2 separate regions of the Homo sapiens genome follow, and region 1 is linked to region 2. The links are chromatin loops, found by intact Hi-C in ENCODE. Cell type or tissue: gastrocnemius medialis. All regions are shown on one strand.

The links. A loop is a pair of places that touch in the nucleus more often than their neighbours do. Peaks named below come from ENCODE experiments on the same cell type or tissue, not always from the same donor. Only the 100,000 strongest peaks of a DNase experiment are listed, where the experiment ranks them.
Region 1: it touches region 2 in a loop (2.5-fold over the local background); 6 of 110 quality-filtered maps call a loop at or near these places.

What each region holds. Positions count from the first base shown.
Region 1 is chr2:109,447,334-109,455,333 of GRCh38, forward strand. SH3RF3 (SH3 domain containing ring finger 3) reads left to right here. Exons shown (of 10, transcript NM_001099289.3): 8 at 1,837-2,156. It also overlaps a transcript of RANBP2 not described here. Among named protein-coding and RNA genes, the nearest start is that of MIR4266, 140 kb to the left of the region's middle. RefSeq lists an enhancer at 1,445-1,949. In gastrocnemius medialis, a CTCF peak has its summit at 3,586; DNase peaks (open chromatin) are centred at 698, 1,898, 2,308 and 3,708; H3K27ac peaks cover 3,230 bases.
Region 2 is chr2:109,169,945-109,177,944 of GRCh38, forward strand. The region is part of intron 1 of SH3RF3 (SH3 domain containing ring finger 3); the gene reads left to right. It also overlaps a transcript of RANBP2 not described here. Among named protein-coding and RNA genes, the nearest start is that of MIR4265, 32 kb to the left of the region's middle. RefSeq lists a silencer at 7,504-7,678. In gastrocnemius medialis, no CTCF peak of the experiment used is centred here; DNase peaks (open chromatin) are centred at 1,694, 2,097, 2,401 and 3,947; H3K27ac peaks cover 3,626 bases.

The DNA.
Region 1 (8,000 bases), 280 kb after region 2:
CTCCCAGATGGAGAGCTTTGTATGTCTCACGGTGCTACTTCCCGTGGCCTCCAAACGCTGTTAGGATTAACGAGTGCATAGTTGGGGGCTGAGAAGATTGTTTTTATTGCATGTATTTTCTTTCATGCTCTGAAGCCATGAATGCCACAAAGTCTGCTGGTAGAAAATGATTACAGTATGACATAATTTTTCTCTGCCTTAAGAATGCACAGCAGCTGGATGTGAGCTGCGTGGTGCTGCCCGGGCCACTTGGTATAAAGCAGTGTCTGATGCTCAGCCCAGGTCTCCACTTGGGCCAGAACAACCCAGGACACAAGTCACCATTCCCCTGGGGCCGTTCATTCTCTCCCAGCATTTGTTTCATCCATATTTATTAAGGAGATAATTCCCTGAAATTACTAACACACATAGTAGCAGGATTACTATTAATGTGGTGCTGTGTTTAAAGGGAGCTGTATCTTTTCATATGGGAGATTTTTGCAAATGTTACAACTTGCAATCCCTAACATCTTTAAGAATTGTTTTTGCTGGCAGCAAGGTGGTGGATCCACAGTTGTAAGGTTCCAGTTTTGTAAACCTGGAAGCCCGGTGCTTCGACATGCAGGCAGAGCAGCAAATGCAGGCAGATGGCAGCAGGGTGGTGGGCGGCTTCTCCTCCAGGCTGCTGCTGGGAGAAACGTCTGCTGCTTTCTTCCTGCAATTGTCCCCAGCCAAGGCAGCTCTCACATGCTCAGCCCTCACTCTTGCTGAGTGACATACCCAGTGTGGAAACCAAGGACCAGCCAGGCCAGTTCGGGATCAAGAGTAACTAGAGTCAAGCTTGGTCGGCTTGCATGCAGTGGTGCTTAATAATTCAGGGGACATCTTGAGGCTTCACTGAGATGCTTTCACAGGCTTTATGTTTATGAGCATTTTACAACCATATTTCAAAACCATATTTTCAAAATTTTTCTGAGTGCTTCAGCTCATCACAGCAGAGAAAATTATTTAGAGCAGGAGTCCCCAGCCTCCAAGCCACAGACCAATTCCGGTCCATGGTCTGTTAGGAACTGGGCTGCACAGCAGGTTGTGAGTGGTGGGTGAGCAAGGAAAACTTCATCTGTATTTACAGCCCCTCCTCAACGCTTGCATTACCACCTGAGCTCCACCACCCATCACATTAGCAGCGGCATTAGGTTCTCATAGGAGAGCAAACCTTACTCCACTTACTTGGGATCTAGGTTGCACGCTCCTTATGAGAATCTAATGGCTGATGATCTGTCACTGTCTCCCATCATCTCTAGATGGGCCTGTCTAGTTGCAGGAAAATAAGCTCAGGGGTCCTACTGATTCTATGTTATGGTGAGTTGTATACTTATTTCACTATATATTACAATGTAGTAATAATAGAAATAAAGTACATAACAAATGTAATGCACTTGAATCATCCCGAAACCATCCCCTGCCTCAGTCTGTGGAAAAATTGTCTTCCACAAAACGGGTCCTTGGTGCCAAAATGGTTGGGGACCGCTGAGTTAAAGGACTTCATAGAACTGGGAATGTGCCCATGTTCATGGCAACCTTGGCAAAGCTGTTTTAGCTCCACCTGAGGAAAGGGGTGTTTTGAGCCGTGGCAGGGCCCCCTGATCCCTTGGGCTTTGGAAGATAGGAATGCATTTTCAGGGTTTCTTGGCCTGTTTCTCCATCTGTGAAGAGGCCAGGTCTGTCTGGAGAAACTTCAGAGAGAGGCTGTGAGTGCTCGAGAAGGGAGCCTGAGTGTGCATTGCAGCTGCCTGGCAGGCATGGCAAGTTGCAAACTAACCTTTCAACCTGCTGTCTCTCCAACCCCGTCTCCAGCTGCCCACTCTGCAGCCCAGGCTCAGGACCGGCCAACTGCCACCGTGTCACCCCTGCGCACCCAGAACTCTCCATCCCGCCTGCCTGCCACCAGCCTCAGGCCCCACTCGGTGGTGTCCCCGCAGCACAGCCACCAGCCCCCGGTGCAGATGTGCCCACGGCCGGCCATCCCCCTCACATCAGCAGCATCAGCCATCACACCTCCCAACGTCAGTGCCGCAAACCTCAACGGGGAGGCTGGAGGGGGGCCCATCGGTGTTCTGTCCACATCCAGCCCCACCAACACGGGATGCAAACTAGACGAGAAGAAAAGTGAAAAGGTAAGAGGCCCATCCTGGACGAGCCCTGGGCTCGAGGCCAGCTGCTTACTGTAACTTTTTGGCACTAGATGGCAGTGGCATTTGTGCAATTGAAGCTAGAATGTGGGCTCCAAGTGCCTGCCCCTAGATGAACCAGGCGTGTGACAGAGAGGGAGCCAAACCACCAGAGCAGCTGGTTGGAGAGGAATCAGGCAGGCCTTGGGTGCTGGCAGGGCCATGCAAGTCCAGCTACATTTCTCATGCAAATCAGAAAAAGGTGTCCCCTCTTGAAAATGCCTTAGTTCCATCTGTTGTAAAATCATTGTAATATACTCATTTTGTTAGAACAGGATATTTATTGCCATGTGCTGGGATATTGTAATAATAAATATACAAATCTACGTGTGCAGTGTGAACAGCACCCACTCCCTTCAATATGTCATCCTTGTGCAGTCCACAACCTGTTCAACCATATGGGACAGGCCTGTTTCCTGAGGAGCAATGAGAAGGAACAGGAGAATGCTGACCTGATGGCTGGTGTGTTTTTTAGCTATTCTTTTAGCCATGAAGTGCTGATTTCATAAAAGAAAATCTGGGCCAGGCGTGGTGGCTCAAGCCTGTAATCTCAGCACTTTGGGAGGCTGAGGCGGGCGGATCACCTGAGGTCAGGAGTTTGAAACCAGCCTGGCCAACATGGCAAAACCCCATCTCTACTAAAAATACAAAAATTAGCCAGGCATGGTGGCGTGCGCCTGTAATCCCAGCTACCTAGGAGGCTGAGGCAGGAGAATCACTGGAAACCGGGGGGCAGAGCCTGCAGTGAGCCAAGATTGTGCCACTGCACTCCAGCCTGGGCAACAGAGCAAGACTGCATCTCAAAAAAAAAAAAAGAAAAAGAAAGAAAATCTGAGTCCAAGAAACTTGTTCCGGTTGCCACCCTGCTAGACGTTAGATTAACCAGGATGAGAATCCAGACTTCTAAATCAGTGCTGTCCAGCAGAAACATAATGCAAACCTCAAATCTAATTTTAAATTTTCTAGTAGCCACATTTTTAAAAAGTAAAATTAATTTTAAAGTAAATTTAAAAGGTGAAATTCATTTTAACAGCTTATTCCATTAAACCCAATATCCAGAATATTATTGTTTCAACATGTAACCTATGTTTTAAAATTGTTGATGAGATATTTTAGTATTTTTTTTTTACGTGAAGTTTTTGGAAGCCCATGTGAAATCCAATAAGCAATTCTCCAGGGCTCAGGGCCCATGCACTGCCTGAGGCTGTATCCCTAGGGCGTTGGGCTGGGTGCTGGGCAAGGAGCCACTCTGTGTATTGGCCTTGCTGCCTGAACGGTTTAGGGATTGTTCTCTCTTGGCTTGACTGATTCTGCAGATCTTTTGACATCTTTCCATATAAAATTAGTCTTTGGATCACCCTGGACACTAGATGGTGTGTTCCAGGCAAGGACAGCCTCTCTCTCTTTCTCGAGGACATTGCCAAACCCAGCGCTGACTCGGCGGGCTCTCTGCCCATCACCCTGGAGGCAGGCCCTGCTCCCCTGTCCTCAACATGAGCCGGGAACGCTGCAGACATGGGCCACACCAGGTTCCGCAGGGCCTCAGCACCTCCTGTGTTGTTCAGTCCAGAGCAATGGTTGTTCCCGTGCTGACTGGTGTGGCAGAGCCAATGCAGCTAGCAAAGCTCAGGTCTGCTCCAGCCTAACAGGGCGCCTGGCATGAAGGGCAACAGCTGCTCTGTGTTTTGTGTGTCTGTTTGAAGATCAGTTCAGTCTTGAATCTGTTCCCTTCTACCCTGCAGCCCTTGTTATGAGATGTGGCTGGGTCTCATCAGGAGGGAGAGGTGGGATTCACAGTCCTACCCTCTCACTTAAGCATTCTTCCTTCTTCTGAGCTGCTCAGAAACAACCAGGGGCAGACTTGGAAAGTGGGGGCTGTAATAGTTCCTTAAGCATTTCTAGTTCTTTGCCCAAGAATTCCCTCTCTCTAGTTTGTGAAGCAAATGGGACTGGCTTCAATAATACCATTGCTGAGTGGGTTTCTATGACATTACGTCCTGTACGAATCTACACGGAGGATGATGCTGTTCCCCATCACCCACCTAAGTGTGAAGCTAATGAACACCAGCTGAGTCTGTTCCTAGCCTGCCTGTTAGACACTTTGTAAATATTTCGCTTTCTCTTAAGGTTTATGCCCTCTAACAGTTGTGCTATATCAGCAAAGAACAGTTGAGTCCAGAAGACACCCCAACATCCCTCTTGATGAAAGGCGACATGCAGGGACGCCCTGCCATGCAAGCTGCACATACAGTGGCTCAGCCTCCTCCTCCCCTGATAGCTCCCGAGCCTCTGTGGGCAGCAGAAGTGCGTAGGCCACGCTTGGGGCTGGACACATGCTGTGGGAGCAGTCCACGCTGCACTCCAGGCAGGAGGGGAAGTGGTTTTTGTGAGGCCCTCTGAGCTTATGTCCAGAGGTTCAGCAAACCCCAGCAGAGAAGCACATTGCCCTCCCACACATTGTGTGTGCTTTTCATTCCCACCTCTCATAAACAACAAAGACAAGCACTGGTCTACAAAACCACCTGTGAACATTTTGCCCATCTGTGTTCCCACTTGAATTTCTCCTAATTTGCAGCAGGGCCCAAGGCATTTACAGCTGCCATTTGCAGCAGAAGAGCAGAAATGATGGTCATTTTAGTCCACTGCTCAGAAGCAAGTGAGCCAGTGTGACCTGCACCAGCAGACTGTGCTGGGCTAGGGGGCTGCAGCCAGCACACTCCCTGCAGGCCGCTTCCTGAGCCCCACCCCTCCATGACTACACTAAACAGGCTTCCTAACTTTGGGCAACTTGATCATAGATGTACACATGTCTAATTATGGCAAAGGTTTTTTAAAGCATTTGGCAGTATTCTCCAGTCTGTTTCTGTTAAATTTTCTTTGGGAAAAGACAGTGAGCTCCTCACTCCCACATCCACTGATGCATATACCTCAGTGCAGCGCAGTTTCCTAGCGCTAGTGCTGCTAAATTCCACCCAGGCCCTTCCATGCATGTACCAGAGAGAAGGCAGGGTGGATACAGCTCCTGGGCGCCGTAGAGTAGGGAGTAATTTTCTCCTAGGAGCGTGGGAGATTTACGCGCCATATCCCTGTGTGTGGAGAAGGAAGAAGCCCCAAAACCAGCTCTGTGTTGTGTGGTGTCAGTGGCTATGGTCAAGGTCCCAGGAGGCTGGTTCCCGGGAGGCTTGTGCCAGGAGGCTTGTCCCCAGGAGGCTGGTGCTGGCAGGCTGGTCCCAGGAGGCTGGTCCCTGGGAGGCTGGTGCTGGGAGGCTGGTTCTGGGAGGCTGGTGCCAGGAGGCTGGTCCCTGGGAGGCTGGTCCCGGGAGGCTGGTGCCAGGAGGCTGGTCCCAGGAGGCTGGTCCCGGGAGGCTGGTGCCAGGAGGCTGGTCCCGGGAGGCTGGTGCCGGGAGGCTGGTCCCTGGGAGGCTGGTCCCTGGGAGGCTATTCCCGGGAGGCTGGTCCCCGGGAAACTGGTCCCCGGGAGGCTGGTGCTCTGCTGCTATATCCAGGGGGATTGGGCCTTTGAGCTCTGTTCCCTGCGTGGCCCGATGTGGTGTGCAGGCCTCTGGGGATAATACAAGTGCAGACAGAGTGGCAGTTCTTTCTCCAGACCCATTCCTGAACCAGAGCTCCTCTCTGGGCCCAGGCATCTGCCAGCCTATGCAGGAACCTCTCCAGCCTACTCTCCCAGGTCTCTTCCTGCCCACCTGCCTGATCATATTGCTCCCTGCAGGGGCTGCCCTGTGGCCAGGCCCCCAACACCCACAAGTTACACAGTAGAACTCAAATCTGGTTTTAAAAGGTGGTCTTCAGGATTTAAGTTATCCTTTTGCACTTAAAAATGAATTTTGTGCTTGAAACAACCATGGAACACTGCCTATTGTGTCCATCCGTGACAGTTTTCTGGTTTTGAAACTGTGTGAGCACATCAGCACCAGGTGATACGAACCCTCAGGGTACCTAAGTCCAGGGGAGAGTCACCCAGAAGAGAAGGGTGCAATGGGCTGCGTGCAGTTGGCATCCCTAACCACCCGACCGGCCATCACTCACTCTCTTACTTGTGCCCCAATCCCTGACTCATCTGTGTATTGCAAAGAGCATGAGGATGTACCTGGCAGAGCGCAGGCACACGGTTCATAATGATGGAAAGGTCAACCCTGGCCTGGAGGAGCCAGAGTATAGTACAGGTCACTGTACAGGTAAACAGGCGATTGATTGCAGGAGAGGGTGGGTGATTGACCTGCGTGTGGGAACAGAGGGTCACCGACAAAGGCGCCTGGTCAGCCCAGGTCAGGGGAGACTTCCCGGGGCACAGATGGGAGGATCCTTGGCTGAGGGTCAGCCTGAGCAGAGGCCAGGGGACATGGCCCGAAGATGAGGGCCAGGGACGGGAGAGGTAGCAGGCAGCCCTGGGAGGGCCTCGTTGCCAACTGCTCAGCACTGCAAAATCTGCAGATGCTGGGCAGGAGGGTGCCATCCTGTAACTTAACTACTTAAATATCCTGTAACTTAAATACTATCGTATAATAATCATATCATATAAAAGTCAGTGCAACTTACATTACATGGTGAGATAAGAGAGAGAAGAAAACAAAGGTACTGCTTAATATACACATTCACACAGACATATTCATAATAAAATAGGAGGAAATACTTACAACAATTACAATCCTCATTTCTGTAGCTGTTCACATGGTCGTGGCTGGTATTTATAATTACTTTGTCTACTATCCAATCTGTATTCCCCTTCCCTTCAGAAAGCGCCTCAGCTGGGCATGGACCCTTACCTGGTGGGGTGACCCGAACCTTCACTCCTGAAGGGTCTGGGCCATTTTTAGTCCTGTCTGGATTGGGTGGTTATAGTTTTCCATTGACCTCAGGAAGGCTTGAGCACAGGCCATGAGTGGTGCTCCTTGCCTCCTCGGGGTTCTGAGCCTCTTGCTGTCCCTGTGCAGTTGACCAAGTCCACACGGTGAGAGCGCTCCCGCCGGCTGCCTGACTTCTGTGGAGCCCTCTCCTTGGTGCTGAGGTTCCCCAAGGCTCTGGCCTGGCCATGAGTTCCACAGCAGCATTCTTCAAATGATCAATCCAGTGGATTGGGACCCACATTTTTATTTAGATTGGATGGGATAAACAGAATGAAACAGGGTAGGATAGATCTTCATGGTGAGCATACAGTAGGGACGGTACACTGGGGAGCTTCTGTGTTGCTGTGTGCGAGTCCTGACATAAAACTTAATTCAAAAACATCTCGAAGCCTTAGGTCGACAACCCCAGCCCATAGAAGGCACCTGGTGATGATTGTAGACTAAAGAGAATTGGAAAAACTGCTGCCAGTAAGTTTTCACTCTCACGACTTATGGGAAATTCTTTATGGGCCAGAAAAAAAAAAAGTTAACTCTCTCTTTATGGGTGTGGTAGTTTTAGTTTCAGTGAGTAATAGAATATTGAAACTTGAAAGAGCCTCTAAAGATGTTTTATATTAAACTCTCCATTTTCCATGATGTTCCTGAGGCTCAGAGACCTTCAGAGACTTGCCTGGGGCCACACAGCATCGGCAGTGGAGCTGGCATGGGAATGCTGGCCTCCTGCCTCCTGTGTTGGGTCCAAGTGCTGACTGTGGTGGCCTCCTAGTCCCTGGGAGGTCATGGCCCGTCCAGGAGTCCCACAGTGAGACATCCAGGGTAGCGGCTGGCAGGAGACCATGAGGCTGGCCTTGGGGGGAGAAAGGGCCCTAGGTGTCTGCCTTCTGGGTCCACATTGGACCCAGCCACAGCCAGAACCCATGCAACA
Region 2 (8,000 bases):
CTTTAAGAGACTTTAATGTTTTACTTGATAACAAAAGAAACATCACATCCTATTTTCCTGAATAGTCCTTTATCTTCATATGGCTCATAACTGTTATAGTTTTGATAATCATGGCATTTTGGCCAAAACACTTTGCCAGAAACTATAATCTCTACAAGTTTCCTTAGGCTATGAAGGTGTTTTAGAGGATTATAATTTTACATACCCCTAATACCATCGTCGGCTCTTGTTTCCTTATCTGCAGATGAACGAGATGTTTTCTTTCTCTCTCTTTTTTCTCTTCTCTTCTCTTCTTTTCTTTTCTCTTCTCTTCTCTTCTCTTCTCTTCTCTTCTCTTCTCTTCTCTTCTCTTCTCTTCTCTTCTCTTCTCTCCTCTCTCTCTCTCCTCTCTCTCTCTCTTTCCTTTCTTTCTTTCTTTTTTGACCACATCTTGTTCTGTTGCCCAGGCTGGAGTGCAGTGGCACAATCTCGGCTCACTGCAACCTCCGCCTCCCGGGTTCAAGTGATTCTCCTGCCTCAGCCTCCTGAGTAGCTGGGACTGCAGGCGCACACCACCATGCCTGGCTAATTTTTGTATTTTTAGTAGAGATGGGGTTTCACTATGTTGGCCAGGATGGTCTCGATCTCCTGACCTCAACCTCGTGATCCACCCGCCTCGGCCACCCAAAGCGCTGGGATTACAGGTGCGAGCCACTGTGCCTGGTCAAACAGAATATTTCCTAAGGGTTCATCCTGCTCCACAGTCTGAGGTTGTTATTTGTTAATTAAATAAATATTTGTTGGGCATTGACCATGTGCCAGGCACTGGGGCTCAAGGGGTGCGGATGACCCATCTGTTTCTCTCAGGAAGCTGACATCCAGGTGCACAGGGCATAGTTTACCTGTGAACAGAGAGGGCGCTTTTCTCCCCTCAGTAAGCTACCTTGCGTCACCTTCCTCTGTTCAAAGAGGACTGATAAATCACCTCACTAAGCAGCTGTTGCCTGCAGGTAGCCCACACCGGGCTGGGTGCTGAGGCACAGAGGCACACAGGGCGCTCCCCACAGGAACCAAGCCCGGGAGGCACACCTGCATGCCAGGTGCTGGGGGCTGGGGGAGTCTGTGTCCTGGTTTGGTTCATGGGCATCCTGGTTTTATGTAGCTCACTTGCTGTGTGACTTATCTCTTCCTCAGTAATCTGCAGCACCTAGATCATTCAGGTTTTGTTTTGTTTTATATATATGTACATTTTTTGGTTTATTTATGTATATAAAGTACATACATCACCAAATATAACCATATTATGGCTGTATTTGCTTACATGTATTTGGTTGTTTTGGTTATATATGTAGAGTTGAATGTCCTTTTATTTCCTTGTCATATCTATTTCTTATCTATAGCCTGTTAAGAATTCAAAGTTTTTGTCATCTCTATACAAAATGATGGCTATTTGTTGTTAGTGACTATGAATATTCGGAGAAAATTATCTGCATATTGACTTGAAATACTCTTCCTAACAAAAATGCTTCCCCTCCTGCTCCACGCTTGCCCCCCTACCCCGACCCCTCACTGCTGCTGGGCTCGCGGGTATGGTCAGCGCTGTGGCTTCGCCCGCGGCGGGCCAGGGAAGTGCATTAGAACACGGAGCACAGGGAGCTATTTCCTTCTCGCCGCCCCTGGTCTGTGCAGAGCTGCCTCTGAGACATTTCCTGTGCGGGAATGAATCCAGGGCTCCAGGGCTGTTTAGTCTGGGCCTTTGGGAGTTCGGTGCAGCTAATGCCTTCCAGAGGCCCAGCCCCTGCGCCTGGCGCTGCCCTCCTGGTGCCCACGCTGGCTGGCTCCCTGCCGTGCATCCCGGCCACGCTCACTTGCAGCGGGGAGTGGCTGCCTGCCCCAAGCTGGCCTGTCATCCAGGAATGAAGATGTTCTATTTGTGTTTTATATGGATTCACTTTGAAACTCCCATTCTGTGTTCCCATAAAGGGCATGCATGTGCCGAGCCCAGCCTTGACTCCCTCCTTTCGCTGTGGTGAGCTTGTTTATTTTCAGCGTGATTCTCAGCTGAGTCGCCCGTTTCCCAATAAAAGGCAGGGCCCAGCACTGTGGGCTCCATGAGGGCCTGTTTGGTTGCTTGGTTTGGAGCACGAGGGAAAACTTGATATGCACGTCATTTCCCAGTTCCAGGCAATGACCTGGGGCAGAGCGGGTGGGGAGCAGGTCTCCCGGAGCCATCTGGAATATGCCGATGAGTGAGCTGTGCATTAGCTCTCAGACCAGGGTCCTCTGGCAGCCAGGCCTCTGAGCACAGCGTCTGAAGTATCAGCCGCCACAGGGATCTGTGGGCAACAGCTGCGTGTGGCCTGTGCTGTTTCTCTCCTGACAAGGACCTTGCAAACAGCGTGGAAATGCGCGAGCCAGCGGTCAAACCCCTCTTCACCATGCACGGAGCTCAGCCGTCCTCTCCCTGCTCCTGGAGGTCTTCCTTTTTCTGTGACTGTAACCTAAAAACATTAAAATACGTTTATTGAGATAGCAAACTTTTATCCTCTTGGTGTTTGCAGTGAAAATAGTCCTTAATGGTGTAATTTTCCTTTCTTACCTCCCTCCGCTTGTCCCGTCCTAGCTCTTGTTATTCCAAACAGTGTGGATTATTGGGCTGCACCTGGCCACCCAGGCTGGTGTTTTGAATCAGCAGCATCACCTCTCCGGAGCCCATAGCAGGAAGCAATTGTTTGGGATCTGATACTGCTGGGCTCTCATTTTCCTTGTCTTAGAAATGGGGACACATGTCTGCCCATGTTGAGCTCTGGCAGGGATGCTGGACTTTTTGTCCTAGCTAAGAAACCAAACTGCATGTGGGTTACGGAAGTGGTCTAAGTTTCCCAGTGCCAGCACGAAGCCTCGACTGGTGAGTATTGTAGAAGAGCACTGCCTTAGCTGAGTCCAGTATTTCTCTTCCAAAATAAACGTGCATGTTCAAAGCAATTGCTTGTCTGTGGGTATAACTGTTGTGTGACTGGTAGCTGTGGGAACACACTGAGTGTCATGTATGACCTTGCGCTTGTCTTCACGCAGATGTCAGTAAGACTTCCAAAGTCTGTGTTGGTCATCCCTGGGTGGTGGGATTTAAGGGAAAATTTTACTTTCTTCTTCATGTTTTCTGATCTATTTAAGTTTCAATAAATGAACATCTTTTTTTAACTCAAATTTTAAAAATTTGTAACTTCTAGGGCTTTGGAATCTTTTTTTCTTCATGGAAATCGAACACAGACTGAGTCATGGTTCTTAGAATTCTGTAATTATCAAGTTGAAAAGAACCTTAAGAATTGTCTGGCTCAGAACCTGGGATTGAGATGAGAGGCTCCTGAGCCTGCACTTGCGTTTTCTCCTCAGACTCTCCTTCCTGTGCTCTGCCCGTTATCAACCGAGCCGTCCCTGCCTGGGTTGTCTATCGTGTGACTGTTTCAGATAAAGGCGGGTTATCTTGGTTTGGAAGAATTCGGATAAATGACATAGTTCTTCATTGCCTCTCCAGTTGACTCTGCCTTACCCACAGGCAGATTTAAGGCTGGGGTTGGCACACTGCCTGCAGGCTATGTATTGTCTGTGGCTGCCTAACAACAGAGCTCTAACAGCAGAGCTGGTGGCTGCGGGGAAGGCCACACAGACCCCGCAGCCTGCAGTGGTTACCGTCTGGCCCTTTCATGGACCCCTGCTGAGACTCATTAGACAGTGGGATGTGAGCAGGAGACCCACGGCAAAGACAGTGAATGTAAGATGGGAAATCCGCTGTCTGGAGGGGCAGTGTCTAGGGGGACCAGGGACTGTGGTAGCCTGCCTGTGGTGTGTGCTGTGAGCTCAGTGTCGGCCCCTGACCAAAGGCATGCGATGGGGCTGGAACACTGCCGTCGTCCTTGGAATTGGATGTTCAGACTCAGCTCTTTTGCTGTTGCTTCATCTGGAATGTTCTCATTAGGAATGTGAAATCCGGTGTGGGCCAATTCTTATGCCCTTTAAAGCAGATGTCGGGTTCAGGCTGTGGGCACTGAGTCCTGAGACTGGCATTGGTGGCGGAAAGCACTGGGCTCAGTCCTTGATTCAGAGAACACACAGCAGTGCGGTTTGGTGGCTGCTCCCACAGTGTCCCCATAGCCTTCCTTGCCTGTGCAGTGGCCCCAGTGGCTTCAGGACAGCAGGGCTGTGCCATAGGGCAGAGCCTCCCAACCAGAGGCTCCAGGATGTTGTGGAGTTCATGAAGGTAGCCATGGATGTCCCTGGCCATTTTACTGTTTCGAAGAGTAAGGTGGACATCACAGTTTTATCTATGACTGGGAAACACAGGCAGAGAGAAGGACTAAGTTGCTTTGTTTTGGCAAGAGGGGAGAGGAACAGACATGTGGGGATGCTTCCTGTGTACCAGACTGGGTGCTGGGTTTTTGACTTCCTTTCATTTTTTTTCTATACCATACCTCATGCAGTTGGCAGCCAATACTCCACAGCTGGGGCGTGGGTGGGACCAGAGTGGTGCCCTGATCAGAGTAGGCACCAGGCCACACTCACTTGGCTGCTGCCAGGCCCAGCCAGGGCAACGGGCAGTCCTGGAATCAAAGCCTGTGGTCTTTCTACAACAACCCATGGTGTCTGGAATTCCCTCCATTGTGGCTATGGTGTTCGTATCTAGGTGGCTGAAGCCTTGCTATGTTTGATAAGGAACAGGAAGATAAATGGTTAATAAATGTAATATATTTGGAAGATGATATTTTCAGGATAGGGCACATGCACTGAGGTGGGAGATTTTAACCCAGCGTCTTTGGAGGAAAAGTTGGAAATGATGCCTTGTGTGGCTCACTCGCTGGAGCCCTGCTGGCAGACCCATGAGGGCAGGGGCTTAGCGTGCAAGCTTCAGGGATAGGATAGCAGGAGCACAGGCAGTTTCTTTCTGCCCCTCTGTCAACATATTTCAGATTCTCTTTTAGGCTTGTCTAGCACTGATGTCATCTAATGGGGAGAGTCCTTGCATTTGCCTTAAATAGGGTATATTTAAAGAGTGATTTATACCTTTTTCCAAAACAATATATTGCCCAACTGTCTTTTGGCTTCCTTGAGTAGCCTTTATTTGAGTCGCACAGCAAAATCCCATATTTAAATGATTTTGAGATGCTGCTAAGAAGTGCATTCATGCCTACTAGTAGTCCTGGTCATTATCAGTCCCACTAAACCGGGACCTAGTCCTGGTCCAGACTAGAAATTGGAGTCCATCATTTCAGAGTCAGTGGTGACGTCAGTTTGGTGCCATGGCCTGTGGTGCTTCCTGTTTTCCTTGCCTGGCACTTGTACTTCATCCTTTCCCCTATTGGCACGCTAATCTTTGCATGGTTTTATCTTGATGAGATGTCTGAGGGGTTTGTATTTCATCCTGCAGCACAGAAACAAAGGTTAGCTCATTGAAAAGCAAACGCTGGTGAATTCAGGCACACTTGGAAATAAATGCAAACTTTTTGGCAGTCGTCTGTGTAACCAGGAAGCTTCACGAGTTGGCAGGTGGTTTCACATCTGTTTGTTCCTTTACTCAACAAGTATTAACTGAGAGCAAACAAGGATGAGCTCATGGCTCCCCTGAATGAGACCAGCACTGTGGCTGCTCAGGTGCAGGAGCTGCAAATCTGAAATCTTAGGTTATTGCTTTGGCTGAAAAGTGCAATCTCAGTGGAAACCTTATTTTTAAGGATCTCCAGAATCAGTAATAGGACACATTTTGGGTTACCTCAACTAAGGGACTTTTCTAGGTAGAGTGTACATAAAAATGAAGTAAGTAACTTTGAACAGTGTAATTGTAATCTATTGGCTTCAAAGAGAGTCTAGAGTAAGGAGTAATTCATCTTTTAACAGCTGTAAGCTGCCATGCCAGTAATAGTTTTTTAAACATGTCTTTTAGTTTTGCATCTTAATTATTTATTGGGTATGCACTAATTAATTTTTTTCCAGGGAGTTCTTTGAATATTTTATAGTAATACTTTATTTTTCTGGATCACTTGTGCTGAAGCAGATCAGAGAGCAAGCAGAAAAGATCCACGTGGTCTAATTGATATTCTGCATGTTATATCCTTGAGACTCTGTCTTCACTGGGGGCCTAGCTCCTTTGGGTTTTGGTCAGCACACTGGAAAGCCTCATTCTGTCCACCTGCATTTCCTGGGTGTCTGCCCTTTACTTGGCCCAGTGCTAAATCTTGAAAATTCAAAGGGTAATAACCAACATACAACCAGTGGGGGAAAAGCAGACTTGTGCAATGATTATTTTGTGATTCTTGAGTCAAGTAGCAATTGTAGAGTTTAATAAAATAGAAAAGGGTACAGAGGAGGAAGCCAATTAATTGAAAGGTTATTTCATTGAGGGCTGGAAGGAGGTGTTTTGAGAGAAGACAGCTGAGCAGCAGTGAGATACTCTGAGAGAACACCATGTGCAATGGAATGCTGTGTTTTTAGGAGCCCAATAGTTGCTCACAATTTCTTGATCAAAAGGCATAGGGGCCAGCCATGATGGCTCATGCCTCTAATCCTAACACTTTGTGGGGCCAAGGTGGGAGGATCACTTCAGTCCAGGGGTTCAAGATCAGCCTTGGCAACATAATGAGACCCTATCCCTACAAAAAATTAAAATAAAAAATTAGCCAGGTGTGGTGGCACATGCCTGTAGTCCCAGCAACCCAGAAGGCTGAGGCAGGAGAATCGCTTGAACCTGGGAGTTTCAGATTTCAGTGAGCTATGATGGTGTCACCGCACTCTAGCCTGGGTCACAGAGCCAGACCCTGTCTCTAAAAAAGAAGGCATAGGGGCATGGAAACAGGAATGGAGGCTGTTCCGCTGGCAGAAGTTAGGCTCAGCCGTGAACTTTATCTTATGTGACACGGCATTGTTGAACAGTTTTCAGCCCATGATGTGTATTTAGGGGAGAAAGATCACTAGCTGAAGGATAGGGATGCATTTGTCAGGGTGAGACTGGTGGAAAGGAGATTGATCACTTGGGAGATTTGGCATTTTAGGTGAGGTATGATGGCCTCAAGAGAGCCCTGCACTGGGGTGAGCAGGCTTTTCCCCAGCTTTGTCAGCCACCTGCTGTGTGACCTGGTGGAAGTTACATTTAAATGTTCCAGAGTCTGAGACAATAAGCTCTGTTTACTGGGAAAGTCACTCGTGTGGTGCTGAGATTAGCCATCTGCCTTTATCTTTTCTTTACAGACACACTCAGCCCAGAGTCAGAATAAGGGGGACTGTGTTTTCAGATGCAAAACCAGGGACGATGATAGCTCCTGTGCAGGATTGTGAAGCAGGAAGATTAAATGCCAGGCCTGGGGCTGGTGCAGAGAAGGAGCCCAATGCATGGTGATTTTCTTTTATATCTACTAAGAAAGATACTTAGGGTGGTACAAGGGACTGCAACTAACCAGGCTCTGCCATTGTAGCATGAATAAGTTGGACATGAAATAGTCTGGGGCAGAGATTTTTTAGACTTGGGGCCTGTGATCTGCCAGAGGGTTCATGCATGGACTTGGCAGCTCCGTGACTCCTTGGAACTGTGTGTGAAGCCACTATTTAACTTCTCTGGGGAGTGTGACTGTCACCTGCTCTGGGGGGGGGCACCATTCCTACAAAGTTAGTATCAGTGGTCCAGAGAAAGAACAAGGCCACAGGGTGTTGAGGTGAGGGTGAGGGTGAGGGGAGAGATGATAGTGTCTAGACCACACAGAGATCCTGCTTGTGTAGTAATCTAAAAACTCTGAATAACTTAGGACAGGTAGACTTCCCAGGAAAATGCTAAGAACCCCCTTCAACTTGATCCTCTAGTAGATTTCAGATGTAAGAAATATTAAAGCCTATTAGACAAGGCAATTTGTTTGATTTATTCTGGCCAACTGCCAGATGGCTTGTAGGTCAAGAACAAGTAAAGTTGTTTGTTTAATTCACCTTTCTCCTTTGAGGTAGGATTTCTCCATTAAACTGGAAGTTTCTAGCAGGAGTCTCAT